Linked DNA regions of Mus musculus: region 2 is linked to region 1. Evidence: chromatin loops called from intact Hi-C (ENCODE). Cell type or tissue: heart. All regions are shown on one strand.

Region 1 (5,000 bases):
GACATTCTAGACAGGGATCATCATAAGACAAGAAAACTCTGCCTTCCATTGCAGGTGCTTTTACCTTTCCCAGCTTGGCTGCACACTCTGGGTCCACAGGGGCTTTGCCCTTTAACAGCAAGGTCTTCACAGAGTCTGAGGGAACACAAACACGCACTGCCGTTACTGATGTGGGAATCAAAAGGGCCGTCTTGGCTACAAAGCTGTCATAATTAACTTTGCCCTTCCCGAGCAGTCCAGGTCTTCTGCCTGGGTTCTAATCCATCTCAAATCTATGAAAATATTCAACAAAGTAGACTGGTACTGCAGAATGCCCAGGTGATAGAGAAATTAATTAGATCCTGAAGAGGGAAGGAACAAATGTTATCCCCATTCTTCTGGAAACCCAAGAGTTGTCCCATGTCCTCCCTGGCCCATTACCTCGATTGTCTTTTGTCCTGTCTGCGTCCTTCCCTCCAGCCATAGGCCCTTTTCTCTGGCACGTGCGCATCTTCTTGCCAGGAGGAGAGTCGTCTTCTGTTGCTTTGTTGCCATTATCAACTTTCTTGGCTTCATTTAGCACTTATGGCAAGAACAATATACCAAGAATTACTGCACTATGAAGATGATCTAACTTTACTGAAACAACACTGAAGCAAAATAAAAACACAGGAAAATTAGATGGCTATGAAAAGGAAAAGCAGCCCCTCCTATCCCCGAGTCAGGATGAAGCCTCTCTGAAGTTGAGAAGCAAGAAATTCAGCCCAATTAACATTCTATGAAGGCTGCTGATGCAGATCTTCAGATATTTTCATGTTAAAATGACACTGAATTGGGCTGTCGGCCTAAATGAATATGACAATGGGCCTGGTTCATTTCTTTCCCATTTTATGGGAGTCTTAAACAGACCACGAGCATTGTTGACAATGCTGATAACCTAACTCCCTGCATCCCTTATCATCCAGACTTGGACTCTGGAATTCTGTCAGATCTCCTCAGGAACTGTGATCTCATTTAAATTCTTTAACAACTCCTTGAAGAGCCAAAAATCACAAATCTTACATACATGTCTATTCTAAAGACAGTGAAGGGTGATTCTTCTTTGAGAAGCCCACACTCATGTTCTGTGGCGTCTCTCTTCCCAGTCATTCCGTTTCTTTTAACCCTTGTGCTTAAAACATATATTGGCATCTCCTGTAATAAACTTCCAACTTTGGTTCATTTTGCATACTCTTGAAAGTCATTTCTACTTTAAAGGCAAGAATACTAGGTTTGCCTGAGTGGAGGTCTCTGAAAAACTAAGGTTGCTGTCAGAGACAGTAGAGTTGTCTCTGCCCTTGACTGTTAACAAACATAAAACCCAAAACAAACAAAGAAACAAACCCCCAAAGGTTATTGTTTCCTTTTACGTGTATGGGTGTTCTGTCTGTATATGTATGTGTGCCACGTGCATGTCTGGATGTCTGGTGTACCTGGAGGTCTGGGAGGGTGGTTATGACTTGCCATGTGGGATTTTGGAATCAAACTCAGACCCTCTATAAGGGCAACAAGTGTTTTTTTTTTTTTTTGGTTTTGTTTTCTTTTTTTTTTTTTTTTGGTTTTTCGAGACAGGGTTTCTCTGTATAGCCCTGGCTGTCCTGGAGCTCACTTTGTAGACCAGGCTGGCCTCAAACTCAGAAGTCCGCCTGCCTCTGCCTCCCGAGTGCTGGGATTAAAGGCGTGTGCCACCACGCCTGGCTAACAAGTGGTTTTTAACATTGAGCTAACTCTCCAGCTTCTTGACAACCCTCCTCCCCCCACCCCCCTTTTTAAATGACAGGGTCTCTATATAGCCCTGGCTGTCCTGGACCTCACAGAGATCCTCCTGCCTCTGCCTCCCAAGTGCGAGCATTAAAGGTGTGAGCCAACATGCCCACCAGGCTCTCATAATATCCTTTAAAGAAAGAACTTAAAGTAGCTGGAGAGGTGGGTCAGTGATGAAGGAGCTGCCTGATTCTTCCCGAGGCTCTGGGTTTAAGTTCCATCTCTCATATGGCAGACCACAACTGTCAGTAACTCTAGTACGGGGGGTCCAACACTTCCAGGCACATACATGGTGCATATATATATATATATGCAGATAAAATACATAAAGATTAAATAATTTCTAAAGAAATAATTCAACATGCTCTTAATAACTTGCACACCACTCACTGAGCAATACTGCCTAAATTGCTATCCTGATGGGATATTAATAATAGGATAAAATAAGTTTACATAGATCTTTACAGTTCATTACATGGGTCTCATAGCCTTTGGTCTCTAATACCTTCCTTCAAACTAGACCACTTCATCATGGTCATCAGTAAAGTGTTCAACGGTCTGGACTGACCAACTTGCTGCCAGCGTTGCTATTTGGAGCTTTAGAACCTGTAAATTCATTGAACTTTAGTTGCCCGAAATATAAAACCGAGACCACAGACACAGTATACGGTCTACAGACACCAATTCTAAGATTCGAATTTTACTTTCTGAAATCGGATGTATCTTAAAAGGTTGACTACAGCTAATCACTTTACTGTAAGCGCTTATCCGTGACCCGCCTCTTTGGACTGAAGTGTAATATGAAAAAGCGAGAGGCTCCCTGTGACACTGGGCCGAGCATTCAGCCTGCGGACTGAGTTCCCACCTCGCCTTCCAGAGCCTGATCTCTGCCGCCGCGGCGCCATCGCTCTTGAAGGACGACGTCATCATCCCTTGCCCGGATGCGCGGGCTTCTTGTCTAGCACAGGAGCCTGGGGTAGAGCGCATGCAAATTACGCGCTGTGCTTTGTGGGAAATCACCCTAAACGAAAAATTTATTCCTCTTTCGAGCCTTATAGTGGCGGCCGGTCTACATCCTGAAAGTGGGCGGAGGAAGCTCATCAGCGGGGCCACGTGCTGAGTGCGTGTCACTCTTCGGCCCCTGGGAAGGTCTGAGACTTGGGCCTCCCGCGGCCCTAACCGGGCTCTCCCCGAGCGGGGAGGTGAGTTCCCAGAGAGCAGGGCTCTACGCTTGGGCAGACTGGGCAGGAGAAGCCCCGAGTCGGGGCGGATGCCTCCCTCGCCGGAGCGGATGCCTCCCTCGCCGGAGCTTGGAACAGACTCACGGCCAGCAGTGCGAGTTCAATGGCTGAGGTGAGGCACCTCCCGGGCCTCATAACCCAATTCAGACTACTCTCCCCCGCCCTCTTTTTTGATCGAGATCCTTTTGGAGTATTGACTCGAAAGGGTTTTATATATTTACTCTGTGTCTCAGCATTCAGTCAGTCATTCATTCATTTTGAACAGTTGTGACTGTATTGACCACAACCCTCTACTATAAAAAGACCAAGCTTGAGAGTTGTTCAAATATGGATTAAACCATAAAAATATAGAAGGGAGTTTGACAACATTTAGTGAAACATGATATGAACCCCCTCCCACTGTTGGATTTTTGGGGCTATACTTTAGCTATTTGTCTAGCAAAAATAAACGTAGTTCATACCTTCATGTAACTTGTTATTGGGAGAATATATATGTAGACTTATTACAAAACCAAAAAAATGAACCTGTAACTGTAATAAGTACTTAGGAAAAGCACATAGTATCATAATAGAGAAACAGGCTGGGAATTCCTCATGAAGTAAATGAGCAGAGTTGAGCTACAGCGAAGAACACTGAGAAAGGAGAAGCAATTGAGATAGGAGTGGAATAGGGCTCATACCAAGCCCAGCTTTCCTTACAAAGGCGCGAAGCTGTGACTTGACTAGTGTGTGGATGCCTCAGATCGATTAATGACCAAAACTGAAAAATAAAACTTTGATTACCATTTCCCGTCCCTCATCTCCTCCAGGTCTCCATCCAACTAACTCCATGTCCTCTTGAGCTTTCTTTAGAAAACAGGCAATTAAATTAAAAAATAAATAAATAAATAAATAAAAAGCACAAGTGATACGTACACAAACACATACAAACTCATTAAAAAAAAAAAAAAAAAAAAAAGCTGGGTGAGCCAGGCAGTGGTGGCGCACACCTTTAATCCCAGCACTTGGGAGGCAGAGACAGGTGGATTTCTGAGTTCGAGACCAGCCTGGTCTACAAAGTGAGTTCCAGGTCAGCCAGGGCTATACAGAGAAACCCTGTACAAAAAAAAAAAAAACAAAAAAAAAAAAAAACAAAACAAAACCTGGGTGTGGTGGCACACACTTTTAATCCCAATACTTGGGAGGCACAGGGAAGCAGATCTCTGAGTTCAAGGCTAACCTGGTCTAGAGGGTAAATTCCAGGACAGCCCAGGCTATATAGAAAAACTCTCTTGAAAAAAACCGAAAGAATAAAAAGAAAGAAAGAAAAAGCACAAGAGACATACATATATGCTCACTCTAACGGTGTGGGGGGCACGGGCACACGCACACACTCACATACCACACACACACATCCCATATCAGTAGGTGTACAGGGTACCTTCCAGTACTATGAAAATTAGTCAGTAGGGATGAAGGCTCTAGACAGGCACTAGCTCAACTGGTCCATATTCAATGAGGTATGACAGTATCAATGTTTAACAACAGGGCCTTGCCATCAGTTTGCAGAGAGCAAAGGATACTGGGTTCTTTGGGGGTTTCCATGGATCCCTTTTGGCAAACAACTCACTTAGATGTCACCCATCCCTGGTGGTTTCTCTTGGTGGTGACTGGTGTCTAGCTGAGGCTTTCTTTTCATACATGTACATGTTTTAAGAAGCTTCTACAGTAGCAGGCTCCCTTATGGATGACGCATGCTTATTTGTCACTTTCTGAGTCTCTATTCCCATTACCTTTCTTCTCCATCCCCCTCCCCATTTAATCCTCCAGCTCCATTCTCCCCTTGTTTCTCCATAGCTATATATTCTATTTCCCTTCCCTTGGGAGATCCTGTCCTCCCTCCCCTTCCTCATCCCTGACTCTATACCTAACCGTTGTGGTTATAATGGATTGCAGCATGCCTATGGAAGGATTAGAAGCTAACATTCACATATGTAT
Region 2 (5,000 bases), 62 kb before region 1:
AGCCCTGGGTTTTAGATTTTCAGTCTTGTGGTAAGAATCGTAGACTCATCATCCCTTTCCCTATAGAGAGATGTCAATTAAGACTGATGGCTATTAATATGGATGGTATTGCGTTCTAGGGATGGTTTTAGAACTCTCTCTCTCTCTCCCCCCCACACACACATTTATTTCTCACAATTAGGATAATTTTTAGCATTTAATATTTAGTAGGTGGGACTTAAGAGTGCTAGACCCTTAGTAACTGTGCAGAGCACTTCTACAGTGAGGGGCATTCTTGTGCTTACAACTTTGAATGATTCTGCCAGTCATTCATGCACATTAAAAATCCATGGGGCTATGAGATGGTGGCATGCATTTTAATCCTAGCACCCAGGAAGCAGAGGCAGGCAGATCTCTGAGTTAAAGGCCAGCCTCGTCTACAGACTGAGTTCCAGGATAGCCAGGGCTACACAGAGAAATCCTGTCTCGGAACTACAACAAAATCTATTAAAATTACTATTTATCTTTAGGGGTTTTTCATTTTTATATTTATTTATTTACTCACTTACTTATTTTATGGAGGCAAATGCTCCCTAAGGAATCTGGCTTGAACTTGAGATCCTTCTGCTTCAGCCTTTAAAATCTCTGGAATTATAAGGGTATATTACCTGGCTAGTAGTAATTTACATACAAAACAGACCTCCACCCACACACTCCACTTTGTATTTATGAGTTTTGCCTCTATGTATGTCTGTGCACCACCTTCATGCCAAGTGCTCTTGGAGTTTAGAAGAGGTCACCATGGGTAATTAGAGTTACCAATGGTTGTGAGGCATGATGTGGGTGCTGGGTACTGAACCTAGGCCTTCTGCAAAAACAGATTCTCTTCATTTCTGAGCCATTAGAGGGCAGCCTGGTCTACATAGTGAGCTGCAGGCCAGCTGGGGTTATATAGATAGACCTTGTCTAAAAATAAAAGCCCAAATCCCCAAAATCAAAATTTAAAAAAATTTGTTGCTGGGCGTGGTGGTTGGTGGTGGGGTATGCCTTTAAATCCCAGGAGATGGGAGGCAGGGGCAGGCGGATCTCTGTGAGTCAGAAGCCAGCCTGGTCTAAACAGTGAGTTCCAGGACATCCAGGGTTACATAGAGAGACCCTGTCTGAAAAAGAAAGAAACAATCAAAAGGGTTTGGTTTATTATCTCAGGTAGTTTGTCGCAGTAACAAAAAGATAACATAATGAACTCAAATAGCATGAGTAGAGTTAACTCTTTGATCTTCCTGCCAGAGCCTTCTAAGTACTAGGATTACATGTGTGTGCCACCATTCTGAATCATATTTTCAGAGGTTTTCAGTCAAGGATCTCTTGACCCTCTTGCTTTGGCCTGTGGCAAAGCAGTTCACGGATGGGGTGGAGTGGGATTGAGTGGGGTGGCGACAGACGAAACTGTTTACTTTCATGGTGGATGAAAGGAAGCAAAAGGGAGAGAAGGGGCCTGACTTTCAAAGGTCAGCCAAGGGCACACTCTCAGCGATCTTTCTTTCTAAACGTTTCACCACCTCCCAACAGCTGCCCAAGGCTGGCATGATTTTAGCACATAAGCCTCTGGGGTATTTTCAGGATACATAATAGCATCAGAGCATGATTGTATTGGGTGGAAATACAACTCGGTTGGTAAAGTTGGCCTAGCCGGAAGTATAAATCCCTAAACTGTGCAAATCAAACCGGGTGTGGTTAGCACAACCCTATAATCCCGGCATTTGCGATATCCTACACGCGGCAGCCCCGCCCTCAGCCCCGCCCTGCCCCCAGCCCCGCCCCTCCCTCGCCCAGCCTCACCCCTTGGCCTCACTAGGGTGTTGGTTTTCTTTCAGTTCTCTGCTTCCAACCAGTCCACTGGCTGACCCAGGCCGGTTTCTGCTCCCCGTTGCGGAGAACCAACGCGCCTCTCATTGCGCACAGCTTTTCCAATCCTGAGCGCAGGTAGAGCCCTGGCCGAGACCTGTGTCAGCTGGACTCCCGGAAGGACCTCTGGGCGAGCGTGGTGCAGCCGCTTAGTCCTTCCGGGCGGCTGGCAGGGAGGTGGGGTGGCCTTAGTGGGGCGGAGGGATAGATGCTCAGAGAGAATGGGTTCCTTTTGCCTTAAAGAATCCTAGGAGGGAGTGACTGTAACAAATGAAGAGTGTTGTGATCACTTTTGGCAACAGAAACTCACTAGACTGACACGTTTAACAGTAATGGACACTAAGGTGCCAACGCGGTAGGCCTCCACGACTTCCTAAGAAAAGAATAGCGTCTGAAGTATGGCTTCAGGTGCAAGGCCAAAGAAAAGGGACCGGGGTAGGAGTGGAGGCAGGTATACATACAAACTAGTGTATACACAGAATGTCAGTATAAAACTATCAATACCAGTTATCTCTGGAACTTGGGGAAGAACTTTTAAGCTTTCAGAAGTTAATCAGAATCTCTATAAACTCCAGAGAGGAAAAAAATTACATGTCTTTATTTCTCTGTTAACTTAAAATTTTAATTGAGAACTTGTTTTTCACTCTTGGATTATGCCAGATGTGGCTGTGTATGTCTTAATCCTAGCACTGGGGAGGCAGAGGCAGGTGGCTCTCTGTGAGTTGGAATCTGTATAGTAGTTCCAGGTCAGTCAGACCTTTTTAGTGAGACCTTGTTTCAATACATACATACATACATACATACATACATACATACATACATATTGGATTAATTCTGAAATTCCTTATTACTCGTTGGGTGTGTATATGTGTGTATGTGTTTGTTTGTGTGTGCAAGAGTATGTGCATATGCGGATATATATACGGGTATGTGGAGACTAGAACTCCACACCAGGTGTCTTATTCTATTGCTTCTCGAGTTACTTTTGGTAGGCTGGCTGGCCAGCTTGATGTAAGAATCTGCCTGCCTTTCAGTGTTGGGATTACAGTCATAGACTACTGAGCCTTACTGTCATCTAGATGTTTTATCAACTGACCTATCTTTCTAGCTTCCCACCTTTTTTTTTTTTTTTTTTTTGGACAAAGTCTCCTATATTCCAGGGTGATTTTGATCTTTTAACTTGCTATGTAGCCAAGGATGACCTTTGAACTCCTAACCCTTCTGCCTCGGCCTCAAGTGCTGGGAGTGCAGGTGTATGCCAGCCCAGCCCTCACTACTTTTTTTTTTTCCTTGTAGTACAGGGACATGAGAGGAATAGCAAGACACATTTTCTTTTGAGAAAGAGAGTGTCAGTGCTCACGTGGACCTGGAATTTGCTATGTAGCCCAGGCTGGCCTCCATGTTCTTATGGTCTCCTTTTCAGCTGTGATTCTAGACAGGTCACCGCTATGCCATGCCAGGCTTCTCTCTAAGCTTTTGCTTTCCCTTTTCCCCCCTGTCCCCTTAGAATTACGCCTGGATAAATCTAAAAGGGGGGGGGGCAGCAAGATGGTTAAAAGTGATGGCTGTACAACACTGCAATACCGACCACTGGAGTTCAATCCCCACATCCCACTGTAGGGGGAGAGAACCAACTCCCAAGGATTGTCCTCCAGCCTCACACATGCTGTGACACGCATGGCCAAACTTATAGACACACCTGTCTTCCCCTCTCCCTCTCTCAATACACACACACACACACACACACACACACACACACACACACACACACACGATAATAATAATAACAATAACATAATTTTAAGAAGTAGAAATATTTGTTTGTTGCCTATCACTGGCACAAACAGATGAGTATGGAGTTGATATGTTTCTAGTGCATCTCATTACCTGTTTTTTTTCTTCTAGGCATATGTTGATTGTTCTTCAGCTATGGAGAAGCTCTGTGGGCATGTGCCTGGCCATTCAGACATCCTCTCCTTGAAGAACCGGTGCCTGACCATGCTCCCTGACCTCCAGCCCCTGGAGAAAATACATGGACATAGATCTGTCCACTCAGACATCCTTTCCTTGGAGAACCAGTGTCTGACCATGCTCTCTGACCTCCAGCCCACGGAGAGAATAGATGGGCATATATCTGTCCACCCAGACATCCTCTCCTTGGAGAATCGGTGCCTGACCATGCTCCCTGACCTCCAGCCTCTGGAGAAGCTATGTGGACATATGTCTAGTCATCCAGACGTCCTTTCTTTGGAAAACCAATGTCTAGCTACTCTCCCCACTGTAAAGAGCACTGCATTGACCAGCCCCTTGCTCCAGGGTCTTCACATATCTCATACGGCACAAGCTGATCTGCATAGCCTGAAAACTAGCAACTGCCTGCTCCCTGAGCTTCCTACCAAGAAGACTCCATGTTTCTCTGAGGAACTAGACCTTCCACCTGGACCCAGGGCCCTGAAATCCATGTCTGCTACAGCTCAAGTCCAGGAAGTAGCCTTGGTATTTGCTTTTGGGTGCTCATCTTGACTCTAGCCTTTTTTTTTGCTATATGTTCTGTTAGTAGATTGATTTCAGTGCCTTAGTTTCCACCTCTGATGATCTGTGTCTGGGGACCTTCTTTTCTCGGCATTTTTGGTATCAGCCTTTTGGGTTTTTTTGGATAGTTCTAGGAATTGAACCCAGAGGCATGCACATGGTAGGTAGGCACTCTATTACTGAGTCTCTCATGACCTTTCTGAAGTACTCTTTACCTCAGGGCTGTTTTCATTGGCATCTTTATTCTTATCAAATATCTAGTGATTCTGGGTAATAGATCTTGCCTCTAGAAAGCCTCTGATCAAGAAGAAATCCAACATGATTATCATAACAAAGTTGTGCCTCAAAGGATGGCTTTGAGGTTAGACATGCTGATCTGTCTGTATCTGAGATCACTTCCTTGAATGCTCCTGTGTTTACACATGTAAGCACATTTAGTTCATAGATCAGAATTAGCAGACAGGACTGCATTTCCTCTGTGGATACGTGGGGAAAAGTTAACCTGAACTTATTGTATCTTAGCTAACTATAAAGTATATAGTATACAGTTTGCCTTAGGCAAAGCTAATATTCCCCCTGGAGCT

The links. Hi-C counts contacts between places; a loop is a spot of excess contacts. Peaks named below come from ENCODE experiments on the same cell type or tissue, not always from the same donor. Only the 100,000 strongest peaks of a DNase experiment are listed, where the experiment ranks them.
Region 2: it touches region 1 in a loop (2.1-fold over the local background); 9 of 42 quality-filtered maps call a loop at or near these places.

The regions. Positions count from the first base shown.
Region 1 is chr14:50,805,635-50,810,634 of GRCm38, reverse strand. It overlaps Parp2 (poly (ADP-ribose) polymerase family, member 2), which reads right to left and starts at 2,719. Exons shown (of 16, transcript NM_009632.3): 1 at 2,648-2,719; 2 at 421-561; 3 at 65-135. The coding sequence starts at 2,687. It also overlaps Rpph1. In heart, no CTCF peak of the experiment used is centred here; a DNase peak (open chromatin) is centred at 2,864; H3K4me3 peaks cover 1,849 bases; H3K27ac peaks cover 1,229 bases.
Region 2 is chr14:50,867,375-50,872,374 of GRCm38, reverse strand. It overlaps Tep1 (telomerase associated protein 1), which reads left to right and starts at 1,821. Exons shown (of 55, transcript NM_009351.2): 1 at 1,821-1,962; 2 at 3,790-4,380. The coding sequence starts at 3,814. Gm26782 (a long non-coding RNA gene) reads right to left here and starts at 2,079. Exons shown (of 3, transcript XR_874615.2): 1 at 1,819-2,079. In heart, no CTCF peak of the experiment used is centred here; a DNase peak (open chromatin) is centred at 1,944; H3K4me3 peaks cover 1,555 bases; H3K27ac peaks cover 1,221 bases.